Linked DNA regions of Homo sapiens: region 2 is linked to region 1. Evidence: read pairs that join two places in POLR2A ChIA-PET (ENCODE). Cell type or tissue: B cell. All regions are shown on one strand.

Region 1 (2,500 bases):
ATTTACTTCAATATTTCATTAAAATTGTGCCCTGTTAATTAGATGGAGGGTTTTTTGTGACAAAGCACAAACTGCTGGGGTGGGTGGTCTGTGAGGTTGTAGAACATAAAAGGGCTTTTTATTCCCCCAGCAGATGGGGCCCCGCAAGGATAAAAGAGACTTGAGAGCCACTTAAATTGGCCTCAGGACCCTCAGTGTTGAAGCTAAGTGCTGGCTGTGGTTAAATTTATGTAAAGCGCCTAGCACAGTGCCCGGCACCCAGCAGCTGCCGAGAGCTATTAGGATTTTTTTTCCCCAAGTGTTGGGTGTGTGTGGTTAGAAACTTAGTGCCATTTCCAAGCAGGTGTGACTTTCAGTTAAGTGACTTCCTGAGTTTGTATGAGAAATCATTGGTGAAACCCAGAATAGAACTCAGAGTCTTTGCATTCGATTTCCAATCCCATCCCTCTTCTCACTGGGTTGCCTGCCCTCCTTCTGCATGGGCACCTTTGCCAAGAGAGAATGAGATTCTCAAAGCAACTAAAGTCCTCTGGTAGTTTTCAAATGGCCAGTTCTGTCCTCCTCTCAAAATATACTTTGCTCTTGTATTTCCAGTTTCAAAGTAGCAAAATGCAAAGTCCTGTCTTCCTTCCTTCCTTCCTTCCTTCCTTCCTTCCTTCCTTCCTCTTCTTCCTTTCCTTTTTCCTTCCTTCCTTCCTCCTTCCTTCCTTCCTTCCTTCCTTCCTTCCTTCCTTCCTTCCTCCTTCCTTCCTTCTCTCCCTCCTTACATCCCTCTACAAGTATCAGGCCGTGGGGAGCGGGAAAGGAAAGAAAGAAAAGGAAAAAAGACTGTCAAGTGTTTTTTATCATGCAGATGTATGTTGGGGGCATAGAAGTGGCAGGGATTGGAGACTATAGCAGAAGGAGCCCAGGCTCATCTGCTGCTAAAAATAATAAAATTCTAACTTCAGAAAATGTTGAAATATGGCTGGCGTGGCATTGTTTTTGTTGCCTTAGGAAGATACCCTCACTTGACCAGACGATTAAGAAACCTGAAAACTGCGTGTTACTGAACCAAACTTTGGGTCACCCACTCAGTGAACAGAAAAAGCCAAAAGCCAAAAACGAACACCACTGGTATTTGCAGTGAAAGAGAGGCATGTATTTCAGGGTGCCAAGCAAGGAGAACTGGGCAGCTAACACTTAGGACTCAAACTCCCAGACGGATGACAAGCAAGGGTTTTTACAATTGCAACTTCTGCTTTCCTGAAATGTACTTTGAAATGGACATTTAAAGGCATTAAATGTATAGTTGCAGTCGTAACCAAGACAAGGAAGGCATGCAGCCAATACAAGGAATTGTAAACCAAAACAAGGAAGTTACCCATTGGTTTGGCCCTTCGTAGGGGGACATCTTGAAGCAGAGGCTTACAGGTCAGAGGTGGATTCAGAGATTCTTTGATTTGCAATTGGTTAAGGAAGCAAAGCTTTGTCTAAAAACTTGGGGTTAGCAGAAAGCTATGTTTAGTTTTGGCCTGAGGGTGTGACTTTCTCCAGGCACCTCAGGAGGAAATTTAGAACAAAGAACATCAGTTAGAGTTCAGTCCTCAGTGCCCCCTTATCTGAGGTCTATGTGACGGTGGTCAACATTGTCTATCTGGTGGGGCTCCTGTTTCTGAAAAATAGCTCAAGGATACGTCAAGATAATATCTTTTAGTTTCTATAGGGAAGCAAACATCTTGTGACTCTGGCTTACTTGGTGGCTATTGTTTAAGTTACTATTATCTTCCTGCTTAGCAGGTTATTCATTTACTTCCTTAATTGCTGGTTGTAGGGTTAGCTAGGTGCCTGGAATTTCCCTTGAAGGGACTCAAAATTTTCCCTTTGTTTTTTGCTAGGTGGGGAGGTGTAGCTTGGAAGGCTCCTGAGAGGGGTTCCTGCTGTTTCATACACTTTCTCTGACCAGGCTTTCCTGAACTGGGGATAAATAGCGCATCTGCAAACACAGTGATGCCACCAGGTCAAGGTCAACACTGATATCTCAATGGCTACTAGGCCCATGTCTAACAATTCCTCATGCTTTACCCTGGCCCGTAAGCTAAAAATGTTAGGCAAAACATTGCCCATTCTCCTGCCTGTCCTCTTCCTTCTCTGGTCTGCTCCCCTCTCTGTGGAGAGGAAACTCCTGATTTGCTGAGAAGTTTCTCAAAAGCTACAGTGCAAATCACCCTAATTGTTTGCTAGATGAACAATGATCACTCTAACCTCCTAATTAACATTGTTAAAATCTGCTAACAAAGGACATTTAACAATATCTTAATTAGGAAGGATTTCCAATTTGTGATATGGAGCATGTTAGACAAACAGAGCACAATTCTCCCTTTGTTCCTGGGCTCGGTAGCCAGAGAGATTACAAGATATGACACAACATGTTCTGCGTTTGCCATTTATCATTCTATATCCTTTACACATTTGCACTACATAATTAGTATCTTGGCTAATTTTACCTGTGTTATTGTTT
Region 2 (2,500 bases), 110 kb before region 1:
TACGCAGTGAACTGAATAACATACCATACCTCAAAGTATCTCACAATTCTTCCAGTTCTATTGGAGACTCGGGGACCTGTGTAGCTGTACAGAGCAGAGGAGGTAGAAGAAAGGGGTGTTTGTGGAGGCAAAAAGAGGACTCTTGATGGGCAAATCTCTGATGGACAAATCTGTCCTACTCCTGTGCTAACTTCCTGGGATTACTGTAGCAAACTACCACAAACATAGGGACTTAATGTAAAGAAATTTATTGTCTCGTGGTACTAGAGGACAGAGGTCCAAAATCAAGGTGTTGTCAGGGCCATGCTCCTTCCAAAGGCTCCAGGGTAGGATCCTTCCTTGCCTCTTCCAGCTGCTGGTGGCCCCAGGCATTTCTTGGCTTGTGGCTGCACCATTCCAATCTCTGCCTCTGTTTTCACATGGCCTCTCCTCTTCTCCATGAGTCTCTTCTTTTTGTGACCCTTATAAGGACACTTATCACTGGATTTAGGGCCCACCTGGATAATCCAGGATGATCTTATCTCGAGATCCTTAATTATATCTGCAAAGCCCTTTTTCTAAATAAGGTCACCCTTGCAGGTTCTGGGATTTAGGACATGGACACATCTTATTGGGGGCCACCATTTAGCCCATTACACTCCCATGTGCCCTTGGCCAACAGCAGTGAAGAATAAACCCTTTGATCCACCAAGAGGTGAGACCCAGTCCTATGTCACCTCTGTCTATTATAACAATGGTGGCAGAACCAAGGCCCAAGGCTCGTGCCAAATCTGCCATTTTGGAATGATGCCACCATTCCCATTTTATGTCCAGGTCACAGGACACAATCTCACATTAATGGATAGGCTTCCTATTGGGTGTATTCACATGCAGGGACCATGGCAGCCTCAAAGAGAGACACTCAATTTTCTGGTTTGCTGTAGGGGGATGGCAGTGAGCTGAGGAAGCTGCCCCGGTGTAAGCTAGAGGTTGCCTGACCTCGAGGGGAATTTGCAACTCTTTGTGCTGCTTCTCTTCCCTCACTGATAGCTGAGGTGCAGGTGGAGGAAATGCTGCTTCTTTAAACAGAGAGCTTCATTTCCCTCAGGGCTTCAAGTGAGGTGCCTGGGGTGGAGACAGAGGGGCCTGCCTTCCCTGGCTTCCCAAGGTAGCTTTCCTATTCACCCCTCACTCCTTTTCTTTAGTGAGACAAAGCTCACAGGCTGGAGGAGAGGTGTGGGGAGAAGGACTCTACCACTCTACTTTTTTCTAGATGTTCTCATGTGCAGAGAATTGGGCAACTTCTTCCTCCTGACACTCCCTAGCTTTCTCCTTTTCTAAGGATCCACTTATACACCAGCAGTGTCTAAGTAAAAAGGAATCGCAGATTCCTGCTAACATGGTTTGCTAGGTGATTTGTGCTGCTTATATATAATTTTTTTTTTTTTAATTTTGGAAAGATTGAAAGGAAGGAAGGCAGTCATGGGCTCTGCGTACACTTGGAAACATAAATGAGATGTAATTTCAAGACCTCCCTGATGGGCAATGTCAATATGGAGAATTCCCTGGAGAGTGAGAGCTTGGGCTCCACCAAGGGGGAGGAGCTGTGGTGGACAACAGGAGGTCAGCTTCCTAGCAGGTGAAAAGAGCCTGGACCTGGAGGGGAGGATTGGGGGATGAGGGAGGTGAGAATGAAGAGGGTAACAGGAGGCACACCATGCGCAGAAAGAAGACCAGGGCTCACCAAGACTCTCACAGGGTGGTCTATAGGAAAGGAAAGCCTGAGCGCAAGGGTGGGGCTGTTCAGTGGACAGTGTGGAAGGCTCTGAAACTCTGGTCTCCACTGCACTGGCGAATGCTGGGGAAAACCAGCAGTGATGCATTGGGAAGGAAGGATGCACACATCTGGGCGGCCTGTGGAATTACTATTTCTATTCTTGCTTCTAAATGGATGGGTAGGATTCAGACTTGAACTTAGTACATTTATCCTATAAATGAAGGTCTTTCTGTCAGGGATCTCTGCTCCGAGTGGTTTCACAAATGAATGAGTAGGATGCAGGGTGTGACAAAAGAACTAACATTTATTGAGCACCTACTATGTGTCAGGCACTGTCCTAGGGGCATGTGTGTGTGTGTGTGCACATATTGTCTCATTAAATCCTCACAGTGACTCTCTGAAGTTTGTTTTTGTCACTTTTGAGGAAATTGAGACTCAGAGAGCCAAGACTCTTTGGCCAAGGCCACACAATCAGGAGTCATGGACCCACATTCCAACCTGGGTGCACCTTACTCAAGGCCTGTTTGTTGGACAAGCTCTTACTGAGGTCAACGCAAAGCCTGATGTTGGTTCTCTCCCCTGCAGAGCGCCAAGCTGCCCCACCTCTCTAGGTAATCTTTCCCTTTCCAGCTCTCCTGTGGCTGGGTGTGGCTGAGCTGACACAGCATCTGGGTTTTTTTTCCAGACTGCACCCTTGGTAAGGTTCCAGTCTGGCTTATGGTGACGCTATTTCCTTTAGGGCCT

The links. Peaks named below come from ENCODE experiments on the same cell type or tissue, not always from the same donor. Only the 100,000 strongest peaks of a DNase experiment are listed, where the experiment ranks them.
Region 2: POLR2A ChIA-PET joins it to region 1 with 10 read pairs; 3 of 35 experiments call an interaction of 5 or more read pairs at or near these places.

Annotation. Positions count from the first base shown.
Region 1 is chr6:14,382,286-14,384,785 of GRCh38, forward strand. No RefSeq gene overlaps it. Among named protein-coding and RNA genes, the nearest start is that of LINC01108, 98 kb to the left of the region's middle. In B cell, no CTCF peak of the experiment used is centred here; DNase peaks (open chromatin) are centred at 362, 1,326 and 1,536.
Region 2 is chr6:14,268,626-14,271,125 of GRCh38, forward strand. No RefSeq gene overlaps it. Among named protein-coding and RNA genes, the nearest start is that of LINC01108, 16 kb to the right of the region's middle. RefSeq lists enhancers at 1,856-2,500, 2,346-2,490 and a cis regulatory region at 2,413-2,423. In B cell, no CTCF peak of the experiment used is centred here; a DNase peak (open chromatin) is centred at 1,006; H3K27ac peaks cover 1,635 bases.